Linked DNA regions of Homo sapiens: all the other regions are linked to region 1. The links are chromatin contacts, found by Hi-C in ENCODE. All regions are on one chromosome and are shown on one strand. Each heading gives the region's core, a stretch centred on a gene start or an enhancer-like site at or near the end of the contact. The rest is flanking DNA. Distances are from core to core; before and after follow the strand shown. Region 1 has its middle 73 kb from the start of LINC00581. Region 2 holds the start of MBOAT1 (membrane bound glycerophospholipid O-acyltransferase 1). Region 3 overlaps LINC03005 (long intergenic non-protein coding RNA 3005). Region 4 overlaps LOC101928573 (a long non-coding RNA gene). Region 5 holds the start of E2F3 (E2F transcription factor 3).

Region 1 (2,657 bases), core at 118-2,617:
ATGTTGAAGTTCAAACTGAACAAAGTTAAGACAGTAATTCATTTCAATGAAGTTTATTTCTGCCTGAGCATAACATGTGTTTTAAAAAAGTTGAGAAATTGGCTAAAGGCGGTCCTGACCCTGTAACACCCTGGGAATTGCTTTTCTTTTGAAGGTGTGCCCGATTTCAACTGGTTTATTTGCCATGTGCTTTTTCTTATTCCAAGGTAATAAAGAGTTCTGATTATTTCAGCTTTCTTGTTGCTTGAGTTTTAGCACAGAGTTGTGACTGTAGTTGGATTTGATGCACTAAGTATTTAGAATTGTTGGATCAAAGGTTTTGGGAACTTTGGCTAAGTATTTGGAACTGCTACTTCTCTGTTTCAGTCTTTATTTAAGGAGAAGCACAGTGCTTATCACTGAAGTTCTTCACAAATAACTGCAGAAAAATACGTTTCCTTATTTCGTGCCCAGGGATGGAAATCTCTATTCCTCCTCCACTCCACACTATCTCATTCTGAAAATTATCCTTCTTTGAATGTCCAGTCCTGCCACTCCTCTTCCCTTAACTTCTTCTCAAAGCACAACTGTTGCTTTGAGATTTAGCTAAATAAAGCTTTCCCATTCGTGCATTTGCATTTTTATTTCCAGGGCACCTTGGGTTATTTCTTAAACAGGCAGAAGGTGGTGTTCTTTTAAACTCACAATCTCTAAAATTGAGGCACAAATAAGGCTCCACTTGGAAGTGAAAATAAATTGGTTAGTGATTGGTGAAAGAAAATTATCTTGTTATAGAAACCACTTAAGGAAGACCAGGATTGGTCTGCAAATAGTGTGCTACATCATTCAACCACAGGAAGAGAAAAAGGAAACCACATCACTTTACATAACGTTAGTACCTCATATAACCTTCCAGGCCCTCCTCCTCTAGCCAGATTCATCATCTGCCTTTAAAGGATAATAATTTTCTGGAGTAAGACATATCTAGGAAAAGTATACTTTGGATAAAAATAAACGTAACTAATTTATATTCTATGTGCTATATAGCTATGTTTTAGAGCAGAGGGAATACTGGATTGAGTTGGAAGAGTTCACAAGTATTCCAGCTCTCTTTCTGGATAACATTGCCTTCTTTCACCTTTTTAAATTTAGACATGACCACATGAATGGCTTTGACTAATGAAATATGAGCAGAAGTGAGACACATCGCTTTGAGTCAGCTTTGAGAGGAACTGATCATGGCAATATGCACCACTCTAGAACTTTGAGGTACTTAGATCATCAGAGGCCCTCTGCAGACCCACTTTGCATATGCGGTGGGAAACGTTAAGTCACAGAGGTTTGGGGTTTTTCTTTATTGTGGCATATCCTAGCCTGTCCTGAGTAATCCAACACATCCCTTGATATCTAGTATCTTATTTTTGCCTCCTGTGCCTTTTCCCAAATACTACATACTTCCTGTCAACCTAACATGGGAGACAGAATTTAATAAACACACTTGAAAGTGATCATTTCAAAGAGAAAATACATTTAAAGCACAGAGAGCAGCATCAAGAAAAGAGTGATCGTATGTCAGCAGCCGTTTTGGTGGCCATTGCGGGTGTATGGTTTCTGTTTTGCTTTCACAGAGCCTTTCACCATGTTGAATATGACCATCTGCTCCACTTTTTTTTTTGAGACAGAGTCTCACTTTGTCACCAGGCTGGAGTGCAGTGGCGCGATCTTGTCTCACTGCAACCTCTGCCTCCCGGGTTCAAGCGATTCTCCTGCCTCAGCCTCCTGAGTAGCTGGGATTACAGGCGCACCACCACGCCCAGCTAATTTTTATATTTTTTGTAGAGATGGGGTTTCAGCATGTGGGCCAGGGTGGTCTCGATCTCTTGACCTTGTGATCCGCCTGCCTCGGCCTCCCAAAGTGCTGGGATTACAGGCATGAGCCACTGCACCCGGCCTCTGCTCCACTTTTTATCCATGCCAGTTCAAAACTGTAACCGCAGAATAATTTTTAATGAGCAATTTTTCCATGCCCTGGCTTTGGTTGCAGGCAGTTCTCCATTATGTTTGATGTTTGTGGTCCTTATTGGACTGTATTAGAATGGAGACTAACAACTCGGAGAACACCTGCAGTGTCTGAGACTCTGGATCCAACTTTTCCATGCACTTTTTTTTTCAGTTTGTGTGCTAACCACAAGCATGCAGGCATGAAGGATGAATACTAATCAAAAGGGAAAACTGAGTTGGTTATGGCAATGTCTCAGCTGGAAATTCCTCTTGCCACCAGGGCATGTGTCGAACACATGACTATTGCTGGTGGTGGCAGATGCTGTGCACCAGCTGCCTACCAGTCACTTGAAAGTTCATTTATTTATTTTTTTGGTTTCCACTTAATTTGCTATTTTATCAAAATGAAATGTGTACATAATTTTTAAAAATCAAACAATTCTACAAGCCCTATAATGAAAAATTACAGCCCACCGCTGCAATCCCTCCTGACCCTTCGTTTCTACTCCTTGGATTATCCACTTAAAAATCTCATCACTGTTTTTGTTTCCATGTGTCTAACTAACATGCGACTACTGTGTGGCATCATTTTTTAGATATAAATAGATACATTAGGCCGGGCGTGGTGGCTCACGACTGTAATTCCACCACTTTGGGAGGCCAAGGCGGGTGGATCA
Region 2 (2,657 bases), core at 64-2,563, 1.2 Mb after region 1:
CCAATGCTGGTCATTTTCCAGGACTCTATGATATTAAATGAACCTATCTAGCCTAGTGATCCTCAAGTATATGCCTGTGTGCGTGTGTGCATGTGTCTGTCTGTCTGTAGTGTGGGTTTGCTTGTGAGTGGTAGAGATTATCATCTGGTGGTGACATCTCCATTCGGTTAGCTTGTGGGAGTGGTGGTACAGACTTTTTTTTTTCCTCCTCCACAGGGGACATAGGTTGAGAAACTCTGGCCTGGCAATTTAATGCTCAGTGCAGTTTGATGGTGATAAAACTCCTGAAGAAGGCAAGAGTGAGGCCTGAGTCTTGGAGAGTAAGTTGTTGCCAGTGCCTGACAGGCCTTCGGTTTAATTTGAAGCTGGAGGCCACATTGATAAAGTCGGCCCCGAAAGTCATTGCCTGTCTGATCGAATGCCGGTTTACCCAGCGGAGGCTGGGGGCCACGTGAGCTCACTTTCTTTGGTTTTCTACCCAGCAGCCCAGAATATTACCTTCCTGAAACCCTTTTTCATCAGCTAGCGATTCCTGAAAAGGATCTTCAAGATTTTTATGTTTCTCAGAACCTAGCAATAACTTGGAAAAGTTTTCCAAGTAACATTGATGTGTGGGTGTTCGGGGGCAGACAAGTTAAGGAGCAAGGCACCCTTTTTGAGGACCCGTGGCATGCAAATGACTTATCAGAATGCACATAGTATGACAGTAAACACCGTTTCTTACAGAGGTGAAATAACTCTCACTCCACAGAGACGGAAGTGACCCGAAGCTAGCAGTCCCCTGTATTTGCTTGTGTGACACCGAACATGTCAGATCAGGGTGTAGGAAACTATGCCTAGCGCAGAGGAGGGTAAAGGAAGTAGGGAGTCTGGTGGCTGCGGCGCTCCAGCTTCCAGCCACCGGCAGAGGAACCCTCTACGGCTTGAAAGGGAAACGCAGCCACTCAGCCGCTTCGACTGCGGCGGCGAAACCAAAACAGGGTGGGGCGGGGTGGGTGGTGCTCTCTAGTGGAAGGCGCCCGCTGGGTGAGGTCGTTTTGTCTGGCGGGGGGCTAGGACGGTCAGCCCGGGAGGAGGAAAGGCGCGTCCCGCCTCCAGCTGCAGGGCCAGGCGGCGGCGCCCGCTGGCGTCGCTTTCCCTCTCCCGGTCGGCCTCGGTGCAGGCCAGGCTGGGCGGGCCGGGCGGCGCTTGGGGGCCGGGCTCGGAGTCCCCACTTTTCCTCCCTCCTTCCCTCCTCTCGGGGCCGTCCCGAGCGGCCGGGCCAATGGGCGCGGAGAGGAAGGGAGCGGGAAGCGGGGCGCCTTGGGCCCGGCCCTCCTACGGCGCCCGTGGCTGCAGCGCCAGCGCCAAAGCCAAGTTTGCGCCTCGAGAGTTTGCGCCTCGAGAGTTTGCGCCGGTTCGCATTCCCCGGCCTCCCGTTCGCTCCCCCGCGAACCAGGCGGCCGTGCGCCTCTCGGGGCAACCACCCAAGAGCACCCGGGCGGGAGGACGCCGAGCAGGGGGTGTTGCGGGCTGGGACAGGGGCAGCCACCTCCCGAAGATGCAGGATGGCAGCAGAGCCGCAGCCGTCCAGCCTTTCCTACCGCACCACGGGCTCCACCTACCTGCACCCGCTCAGCGAGCTCCTGGGCATCCCGCTGGACCAGGTAACTGCAGGCCGGGAGCGCAGCGACCCCAGCTCCCCAGCGATCGCGTGCACGGGGCGGGCGAAAGTGTTAGCCACCGTCCCTCCGCCTCCATGGCGTATTTTACAGCCACACACTAGACAGTTGGTTTTTGTGTGTGTGTGTGTGTGTGTGTGTGTGTGTGTGTTTTCCCTTCTTGAGTTGGTGTTAGTGTTTTTCTCCTTGTAAGTGTGAAAAAATATTGGTACAGCCTGCGCGGCAAGTTCTACTGAACTTTTTTTTCTTTAAGTTTGGGATTGCCTCGTTTCCTGTAATCAAGTTCTGAAGTAGTCTGATACATGAAACCAGTGTTTCTTTCATCAGTGTCCTCAAGTCGTTATTGTTTTTAATTTAGATGACCCTACTTAAAAAACAAGCGCGATGAATCTGTAGACGGTAGTCTATAGATTTTGAATGCAGGACCTGGGTTTTAGACTTCTGAGGCGAGGCTTGTTCAGGGGTGACAGTTATTTTGTACCGTGTGTGATGCGGGACACACAAGGACACTTTGGTTTTCCCAGGGTTCGGTTGGCTCATATGCCTGGGGCTGGAGCTTCTGAGTAGGACAGGTTAGGGGGAGGAGAGGGGCCCCAGTGAAGTTATTTGAACTGTCCAGGAATTATCTACAACCATTAAAATTAAAAATGGCAACAACAGTGATTCCTGGCAAGAAACCTTCCTGAAGATGAAGCCCGTCTTACTCATTTCCTTGTCTCTTCAGGTGCTGCAGGCTAGATCTGCGGGATACTTAGTAGTGACCCAATCAGTAAATGTTGATTTAAATAGAATTGGGCAGGGCATGCTGGGGGAGGACCCACTGCGCTCCTGTTTTGTTTCATGCTTTTTTGCCTGGTTTTCTTCCCCTTCCTCTCACCAGTGCTCCTTTTCCTTTCCTTTTAACAAGAGCACACCTGCTGCCCTTTGCGCACACCCCTTCAGCAATGAGAAAGTGAGACCTGGACATTTGCCTTATTCGGGTCCTGTTTACTGAGC
Region 3 (2,657 bases), core at 46-2,545, 1.2 Mb before region 1:
GTGGTTTCTTGCTTTCTTCATATATCCTTCCTCTGTGCAGAATAGGCATGTTGATGTTAGCTATTTTAACAACTCTCACTAGGAACAAAAAGAGAGAAACAGAAGGATTTGGGCAGCAATCCTCTAAATCTGTGAAAATCTCTGTATTACTCTGCCCCTCATATCTTCAACTGCATTCTTTCTTTCCTCACTGTTATTATTGGATATAGAGTATCCACTCTGTGAACTTCCTTGAGCATGTATTTTCCCCCTTTATGTATCCCCTCTATCATCTCCAGCACAGTAGTTTTGCACTTGAAAAGCAAAATAGAGAAATGTAACAGACACAAAGCAAACAGACAAAACAAAAAAACTTCAAATGCTCTGAGGGAAAAAAATGGAAGAAGTTCCAATTTTAAAGTTTGACTAGCCCTTTGCCTGCCCCAAGGTAAGAAAATGCTAGCGCAATGCGGAAAATCAGATCTGTGATGCAGTGCTTTTGAACAATTCAACTTGTGACAAGAAACAGAACAACCCTCAAAATTTCATCAGAGCAAGTTTGATTAACAATTCTGAATCCCTAAATGGTGAATTAGGAACTCTCTCTGAGGCAAAAAGTGGGGAGGCTGTAAAGATCTGGAATACCATCTTTGCCCTGACATGCCTTGGGTTTATAGGGAGCCACTCCTGGTTACATATTTGGAAAGAGATCACTTCATTGCCTTGGAGGGGAGCCTCTCTTCTTATAAATTACATTAATTCAGACCTTCATCGGTCCTTCCTGGTTCTATTTCAGTAAACAAACATAGGAATAAATTGTTCTGAGCTTGCTTTGTTTATTCTAGTTCTTTCCTCCACCAGCTCCCTTTTCTGATCTTTCTATTCCCCTAGGCAGAGAATCTTTACAGGGGAAAATTGCTCATTTCAATGTTAGCATTTTTTCTTACACTGGAATAACGTGGCTCAGCTACTCTGACCTTGAAGTGCAATCCCCCTCTCCCCCACTATAAGAAATCATCAGGGGCTGTAAGGTGAACAGCACCACGTTTCCATTTCTTTGCAATCCATATTTACATGGTGAAGGTTATGCTGGTTCCAAAGGAAAAAGGACAGCCCATCATCCTAAAAGAATGACAGATAAGGATTAGGGTTAATACTGGCAAACATTTAGAAACTGAAAGAAAGACTGCATTCATGACAGAAATAAAAGGGGCCATTCTTTGGCAAAACATAAAACAGCATCTGTTGAAACAACTCAAGTTCTGAGCTGCTTTGCATGGCATCCTTTGTTGCCCAAGGATGGCAGCTTCTCTCAGGCCTTTGAGGACATGAAATGATGACAGATACGGGTCCTGTGCCAAGAAGCAAGAAAAAAAATCACATTTTGATGTGCAACTACTTGATTCTTAGCCATCTAAAAATACAGAGAGGAAGCTGTCAATTGCATGTAATGAACTGCTCTGGTAGCACTGGGTGATTAATTTCCAGCTTTACCCTGCTCTATCATGTACTGTGGAGAGCACATTACCAGAGCTTTTTGGCTTCAAGGGAAAGATCAACCCCATGTGTGTAATCTACTCCAGGTGTACCAAAGTGGGCTCTTTGCCCTTTTCCTTTGGCTCAGTACTCTATCCCACTGACATTCTGGTGTGATGCATTGGCTTTTTCTTTGTGCAATGTTCATAATAACAAAGTCCAGAAAATTCCCATTTGATTCACATATTTATAGCAACAACTCGTTTTTGTCAGTATTTTTAACATCATACTTTTTAGCTGTAAAATGGGGAAAACAAAAACACAATCTTGGTCATGCTTTAAACCACAGAACTAAATGCTGAGGTCACCTACCACTTGTAGATTATTAACAAAGCTTTTAATACACACAACTGATTGTAGGTATTATTAGAAACAGAGAGGATGAATGTTTTAAACCACCAAGGTCATTCTCATTTGTATAGTGTAAAAAATAGAAAACATCAAATACATACACTCTTCGCTATTTCATATTTATTCCCAAAACATTTCAGATATATCTGATTAAAGGACTGGTAACTTTTCTTTCTCCACATATGAGGTAGCTAATAGATACCAGCCTTGTTGAGGAAAAATGGACTTTGTTTTACTGCAAGTAGATTTTATGACTTTTTCTTTTGATGTCTAAATCATGAAACATGCCAGAGGCACTTTGTTGTCTGTTTATAGTACCTATGTACACTCTTAATGAGTTGCCAATTTTTACTTCCTTTAAGAAACCCTAATGGTAAAACATTTATCTACATATTGAAAAATTCATTTAAGCATGTTCTGTGCTTCCAATGAGGCACCGTCTAATGGTCTTTTTAATTAAATGTTGGTTCCAAGGATTTCTCTGTTGTTTAAGGCTGTAGTTCAGCTTGTTCATCATGGATTGCAGGTTGGGAGACATGAGATTTAATTCAAACCATTATTTTTAAGGGAGGATTTGGCTTAAGTTGTTTTAAAGATAACTCAAAAGCGGTATACGTACTTAACCCTGAGAACTTACTGATGACAATCTTAATTTTAATTTTGTTTTGGCCTCTCTGTTATAATACCAGAGGTGGAAAGACTTACTAAGTAAGAAAATCTTTGCCAACAAGTTGCCTTTATGAAAGAAGTTTATTTTTGTTAATTGACCAGAGGCAGCAGTTGGGTAACAA
Region 4 (2,657 bases), core at 98-2,597, 1.1 Mb after region 1:
TGCAACATGTTGTTTTTATTCCTCACACACGCAGTTCTCTCCTCCTGCCATGCCTTTGCTCCCACTGTGTCCGGAATTGGTGAGTTCTTTGTCTCACTGACTTCATGAATGAAACCGCAGACCCTCGCGGTGAGTATTACAGTTTTTAAAGGTAGCGTGTCCGGAGTTTGTTCCTTCTGATATTCAGATGTGTTCTGTTCCTTCTGATATTCAGATGTGTTCGGAGTTTCCTCCTTCTGGTGGGCTCCTGGTCTTACTGGCTCAAGAGTCAAGCTGCAGACTTTCACGGTGAGTGTTACAGCTCACAAAGGCAGGGTGAACCTAGGGAGCAGCAGCATGACTTATTGCAAAGAACAAAAAAACAAAATTTTCAGGGTGGAAAGGGACACGAGCGGCTTGCCACTGCCGGCTCCGGCAGCCTGCTTTTATTATCTGGCCCCACCCACATCCTGCTGATTGGTCCATTTTACCGAGAGCCGATTGGTCTGTTTTACAGACAGCTGATTGGTCCGTTTTGACAGGGTGCTGATTGGTGCATTTACAATTCCTGAGCTAGACACAAAAGTTCTCCACCTCCCCACTAGATTAGCTAGACACAGAGTGTCAGTTGGTGTATTTACAAACCCTGAGCTAGACAGAGTGCTGATTGATGCATTTACAAACCTTGTAGCCAGAGTGCTGACTGGTGCATTTACAAACCTTGTAGACAGAACGCTGATTGGTGCATTTACAAACTTTGCAGACAAGAGGGCTGATAGGTGCATTTACAAACCTTGAGCCAGATAGTGCCGACTGGTGCATCCACAAACCCTGAGCTAGACGCAGTGTGCTGATTGGCGTATTTACAATCCCTTAGCTAGACAAAGATTCTCTAAGTCCCCACTAGACTCAGGAGCCCAACTGGCTTCACCCAGTGGAATCACACACTGGGGCTGTAGGTGGAGCTACCTATGAGTCCCACACCACGCACCCCCCCACTCCTCAGCCCTTGGGCAGCGGATGGGACCAGGTGCCCTGAAAGAGGGGGCAGCGCTCATCTGGGAAACTCAAGCGGCACAGGAGGCCACAAAAAGATGGGGAGACTCAGGCATGACGGGCTGCTGGTCCTGAGCCATACAAATAGCCTGCCAGGAGGCAGTTAAGGCCCAGCAAGAAATTGAACACAGAACTCGTGGGCCAGCACTGCTGGGGGAATCCAGCACACCTTCCATAGCTGCTGGCCCAGGTGCTAAGCCCCTTGCTGCTCTCAGTGCAAGGCTCACCACGCCCACCTGCGTGCAGTACAGGTTCCCGCCCGTGCCTCTCCTGCCGCACCTCCCTGCAACCCAACGCGGCTGCTTCCGGCCTCAGTCAGCTAAAGAGCTCCCACGGTATAGCGCTGAGCCGAAAGGCTTGTCAAGCACAACCAGAATGAGCAGAGGACAAAGAGGAACTGAGAGCAAGTGAAGGGTACTGCCATACCGTTCTCTCTCACTACCACTGTGTCCAGAATTGGTCTGACTTCAACAAGGAAGTTGTTGTTGTCACACGAATGTTACAGTTAAGGAGAGTGTGTCTGGAGTTTGTTCCTTCTGATGCGGTCAGTTTTTCTCGAGAGCTCATGGTCTATGCCGGGTCGGAAGTAAAGACTGCATATACTTCGTGGTGACTTACCGCACTTAAAGCAATATACATTAAAATTGTTTTTTCCTCCTCGTGGGTTCATAGCTTATACTGGCTTCCGGAGTAAAGCTACGTACTTTCACAATTTTTCAGCTCATAAAAGCAGCCTAAACCCAAAAAACATAACCACCACAATATGAAAGTATAGTGGAGCAATTTGGCACTCCTGGTTCAGGCAGTCTGCTTTTATTCTCTTATCTGGCCCCACCCACATCCTGCTGATTAGTTCATTTTACAGAGAGCTGATTGGTCTGTTTTACAGACAGTTGATTGGTCCATTTTCACAGGGTGCTGATTGGTGCATTGACAATCCCTGAGCTAGAGGCAAAAGTTCTCCACCTCCCCACTACATTAGCTAGATACAGAGTGTCAATTGGTGTATTTACAAACCCTGAGCTAGACACAGAGTGCTGATTGGTGTGTTTACAAACCTTGAGCTAGATACAGAGTGCTGATTGGTGTATTTACAATCCCTTAGCTAGACATAAAGAGTCTCCAAGTCCCAACCAGACTCAGGAACCCAGCAGGCTTCACCCAGTGGATCTGGCATTGGGGCCACAGGTGGAGCTGCTTGCCAGTTTCACGCTGTGCGCCCGCACTTCTCAGCTCTTGGGCGGTCGATGGTACTGGGCGCCCCATGGAGCAGGGAGCGGCGCTCGTAGGGGAGCCTCAGGCCGCGCAGGAGCCCGTCAGGAGAGGGTAGGGGAGGCTCAGACATGGCGGGCTGCACGTCCCAAGCCCTGCCCCGCGGGGAGGCAGCTAAGGCCCGGCGAGAAATGGAGCACAGCAGCTGCTGGCCCAGGTGCTAAGCCCCTCACTGCCCGGGGCTTGCAGGTATGCCAGCCGCTCCGAGTGCGGGGCCGGCCGAGCCTACGCCCACCCGGAACTCGCGCTGGCCCGCAAGCGCCCCTTACAGCCCCGGTTCCTGCCCGCGCCTCTTCCTCCACATCTCCCCGCAAGCTGAGGGAGCCGGCTCCGGCCTTGGCCAGCCCAGA
Region 5 (2,657 bases), core at 112-2,611, 1.0 Mb after region 1:
CCCCACCTCCCCCACGCCCGACTCCCCTCCACCTCCCCCAGCCCCTTTGTTGCCGGGAGTTACAGATCCTAAAATGTGTCAAGCGCAGCCCCGCCGATCCCCTGCGCTCCGAGCACGCCGCAGGGACCCCCGGCCGCCAACGAGCCTCCAAGGCCGACTGGGGGCTAGCACCCCAACAGTCCCCCGGTTTCAACCCCTCAGAGCCCCCCACACCCCAGTTCACTACTCCCTCCCCCACCCCCTTCTCCATCCGGGGCGTGACCCCTTCCTACGCCCGAGAAAGAGGAAGCTTCGAGTTGGAGGGGAAGGGAGAGTGGGGGTAGGGAAAAGTGCAGGAAAAGAAGGGGGGGCCGCGAAAAGTTTTGGAGTGTTTGATGTGGTTCGCGCCAAGGCAATCCCCGCCGCCCCGCGCGCCTGGCCGAGCCCCCCGACCCTCCTGGCGCCGGGAAGAGCACTCAGGTCTAACAATGAACCCTCGTTGGAGGGGCAGCCCCCGAGGCCCACGATGCTCGGCCCAGTGCTCTCCCCGAGCGGCCCGCAGCGCGCCCACGACCCCGCGCGGTGCGAGCCCACCTCCCGCCGGGGCTGGGGACGGTGGGGAGGGAGGGTATTACCGGAGGGCCGCCGCCGCCGCCGCTGCCGCCGCGTCCCAGCGCTGGTGGCTGCTGCAGCAGCCCGGCTCTGCTGGAGGGTCCGTGCGGCGTGGTGTAGAGGAGGCTGCCGGCGGTCTGCTCCGCGCCGGGGGCACTGGGGAGGAGGGGGCCGGCGGCTACGGCGCCGCTTTGGAGGGAGGAGGAACAGGAGGTGGTGGAAGTGTTCGTGGTGAGGATCTGGATGTACGCGCCCGGGGCGGCGGCAGCGGCGGCGGCGGCGGCGAAGCCGGGGCTGGCTAGCAGTGCCCTTTTGTCCATGGAGGCTGCAGCGGCGGCGGCGACGACAGCCGCCCCCTCCCCACCCCCGGCGGTCACCAGGTACTGCTCCAGAGCGGGCTGGATTCCCTTTCTCATCTCTCGCTCCTGCTCTTTTTAGTGTTATGGTATATTAATGTATTGTTTTCAATTTCTTTATTATTTGCAGTCGGAGTTTCCAAGTCTCTCCTCCTTCTCTCCTCCCCGCCCGGCGCTTCCGAGCCCCCTCTCTCTCTTTTCTTTTTATTTTTCCGCACCGCACAGGCCCCGGGGGCCAAAAATAATCGGGGCTCTGGAGAGAGGAGGGTCCCGGCCGCACGGATATCGGGCCCCAAGCGGGGATGGAGGCGTCGGGGGCGGCCGATGCAACGGATTGCGAGGCGGCGGCGGCAGCCCGGGTGCTGCGGCCGGCAGCTGAAAAATGGCTCCAGGAAGCTGCTGCTGACAATGAATGAAGGGATACGGTTTACGCGCCAAGGTCCTCCCGCGAAACTCGGATTTCCCGCCGGCTTTTCAAACCATATTTGCATATCCCCGCCCCTCAACCCGCCGAGGACCGTTCCCACAGCCCATTGGGCCGCTACCTCCTTACTTCAGTCCCAATCATGGAGCAGGGCCGCGACTTGCTGGTTTCCATTGGCTGCCGTGCATCATGGTTACCGGGGCGACAGGGACCCTATTTGCATAGGCCTCCTTGATTGGCTGGCAGAAGAGCAGTTTTTAGGGGGTGGGGCAAAGAATTTCCTTCTCTCCCACGGAAGACCACGCCTGGCCTAGGCTCCGCCCCTGTCCCCGCCCGCCCGCCGGGCCGGCGCTACTGACCTGGGCAGGGACTCCGCGCCCCGCAGACTCAGTGTAGATCTAGTCTAGAGCCCAAGTTTCGCTTTTGGAAATTGTCAAGGTGACTAAGGGAACACTCTTTCCTTTGACCAGTCAGTGCAATAAACGAACAGCGCAGGAGATTTTTCCAGATACGTGCCAAAGGCAAGTTGGACCATGCGGACGATGTCTGGCAGGTGCAAAAGGAGCCCTTTAAATCGTGGGCTTCTCCCTTCCTGAAATCCAACCAATGACGCGGCGAGAGCTGATCCCGAGGCCGGGGCTGATAGACAGAAGCATGTGGGCAGACAGAATCGTGGGGGCAGAAGGTTCAGCAGACGCGATTGCGGGCACCAGTTAACATTCCAGATCATTCCCGGTACCTTCATTATTAGCCTGGATAGGGGTAAAGTACAAATTAACTCTTTTGTCTTACAACGGATATTGGTTTGAATCCAGCAGACATTCCCTCTGGCCCAGAAACACCCAGGGCAGTTAATCAGGGCTAACCTAGAACTGATCTACGGGTTTCTAATCCGCCAAGCAGTAATCCGAAAAAGTACACGCTTCCCACGATGACGTCGTGCCCCCAACGAACGCAGGCACGCCCAGGCATCAGCACTTTATATCTTCAGTTTTGTAGGAAGTTCTCTGACTGGAAGCAAACACAACGACTCAAACCTATCCCAAAGTATTTTTAAAATAGTGTCTTTTTTTAAAAAGTAAACTAGAAATTGTCATCAGAAAAATATAAAATGATGTGTCAAACTGACTCCTGAATTTGTTCAAGTATTCATGGGTCTTAAAATTAAAGCTTGCTCCTGAGATTGAGCAGGAAAAGAGACCCCTGCAGGAATGTGGGGGAAGTTATGTATGTAGAGACTAGATCATAATTTATAGTTACGTGCAAAACAGCTGCAGAATTGGTGC

What was found. A loop is a pair of places that touch in the nucleus more often than their neighbours do. Pooled maps may share reads with other maps.
Region 2: a map with no recorded cell type shows a loop between it and region 1 (13-fold over the local background). The contact joins the promoter of MBOAT1 here to the enhancer-like site in region 1. A Hi-C loop is called at or near these places in 11 of 37 single-sample maps with no recorded cell type and 11 of 50 pooled maps.
Region 3: a loop to region 1 is called in a map with no recorded cell type, with 16 times the contacts of the local background. The contact joins two enhancer-like sites. A Hi-C loop is called at or near these places in 2 of 37 single-sample maps with no recorded cell type and 2 of 50 pooled maps.
Region 4: a loop to region 1 is called in a map with no recorded cell type, with 20 times the contacts of the local background. The contact joins two enhancer-like sites. A Hi-C loop is called at or near these places in 6 of 37 single-sample maps with no recorded cell type and 4 of 50 pooled maps.
Region 5: a loop to region 1 is called in a map with no recorded cell type, with 19 times the contacts of the local background. The contact joins the promoter of E2F3 here to the enhancer-like site in region 1. A Hi-C loop is called at or near these places in 19 of 37 single-sample maps with no recorded cell type and 11 of 50 pooled maps.

The regions. Positions count from the first base shown.
Region 1 is chr6:21,437,326-21,439,982 of GRCh38, reverse strand. No RefSeq gene overlaps it. Among named protein-coding and RNA genes, the nearest start is that of LINC00581, 73 kb to the left of the region's middle. Within about 2 kb of position 1,367, at least 4 of the 41 ENCODE cell types and tissues checked have a DNase peak (open chromatin) inside an H3K27ac peak, as active enhancers do.
Region 2 is chr6:20,211,125-20,213,781 of GRCh38, reverse strand. It overlaps MBOAT1 (membrane bound glycerophospholipid O-acyltransferase 1), which reads left to right and starts at 1,313. Exons shown (of 13, transcript NM_001080480.3): 1 at 1,313-1,646. The coding sequence starts at 1,548. RefSeq lists an enhancer at 285-785 and a silencer at 968-1,507.
Region 3 is chr6:22,656,374-22,659,030 of GRCh38, reverse strand. The region is part of intron 2 of LINC03005 (long intergenic non-protein coding RNA 3005); the gene reads left to right. LOC105374973 (a long non-coding RNA gene) reads right to left here. Exons shown (of 5, transcript XR_007059497.1): 5 at 1-1,101. Among named protein-coding and RNA genes, the nearest start is that of LINC03005, 60 kb to the left of the region's middle. Within about 2 kb of position 1,295, at least 3 of the 41 ENCODE cell types and tissues checked have a DNase peak (open chromatin) inside an H3K27ac peak, as active enhancers do.
Region 4 is chr6:20,318,866-20,321,522 of GRCh38, reverse strand. It overlaps LOC101928573 (a long non-coding RNA gene), which reads right to left. Exons shown (of 4, transcript XR_007059489.1): 3 at 1-321. Among named protein-coding and RNA genes, the nearest start is that of E2F3, 82 kb to the left of the region's middle. RefSeq lists enhancers at 920-969, 1,710-1,789. Within about 2 kb of position 1,347, at least 13 of the 41 ENCODE cell types and tissues checked have a DNase peak (open chromatin) inside an H3K27ac peak, as active enhancers do.
Region 5 is chr6:20,400,583-20,403,239 of GRCh38, reverse strand. It overlaps E2F3 (E2F transcription factor 3), which reads right to left and starts at 1,361. Exons shown (of 7, transcript NM_001949.5): 1 at 615-1,361. The coding sequence starts at 1,007. LOC124901482 reads left to right here and starts at 468. Exons shown (of 3, transcript XM_047419652.1): 1 at 468-815; 2 at 860-971; 3 at 1,078-2,499. The coding sequence starts at 468. The coding sequence ends at 1,685. RefSeq lists silencers at 1-26, 227-696, 1,547-1,786 and an enhancer at 924-1,448.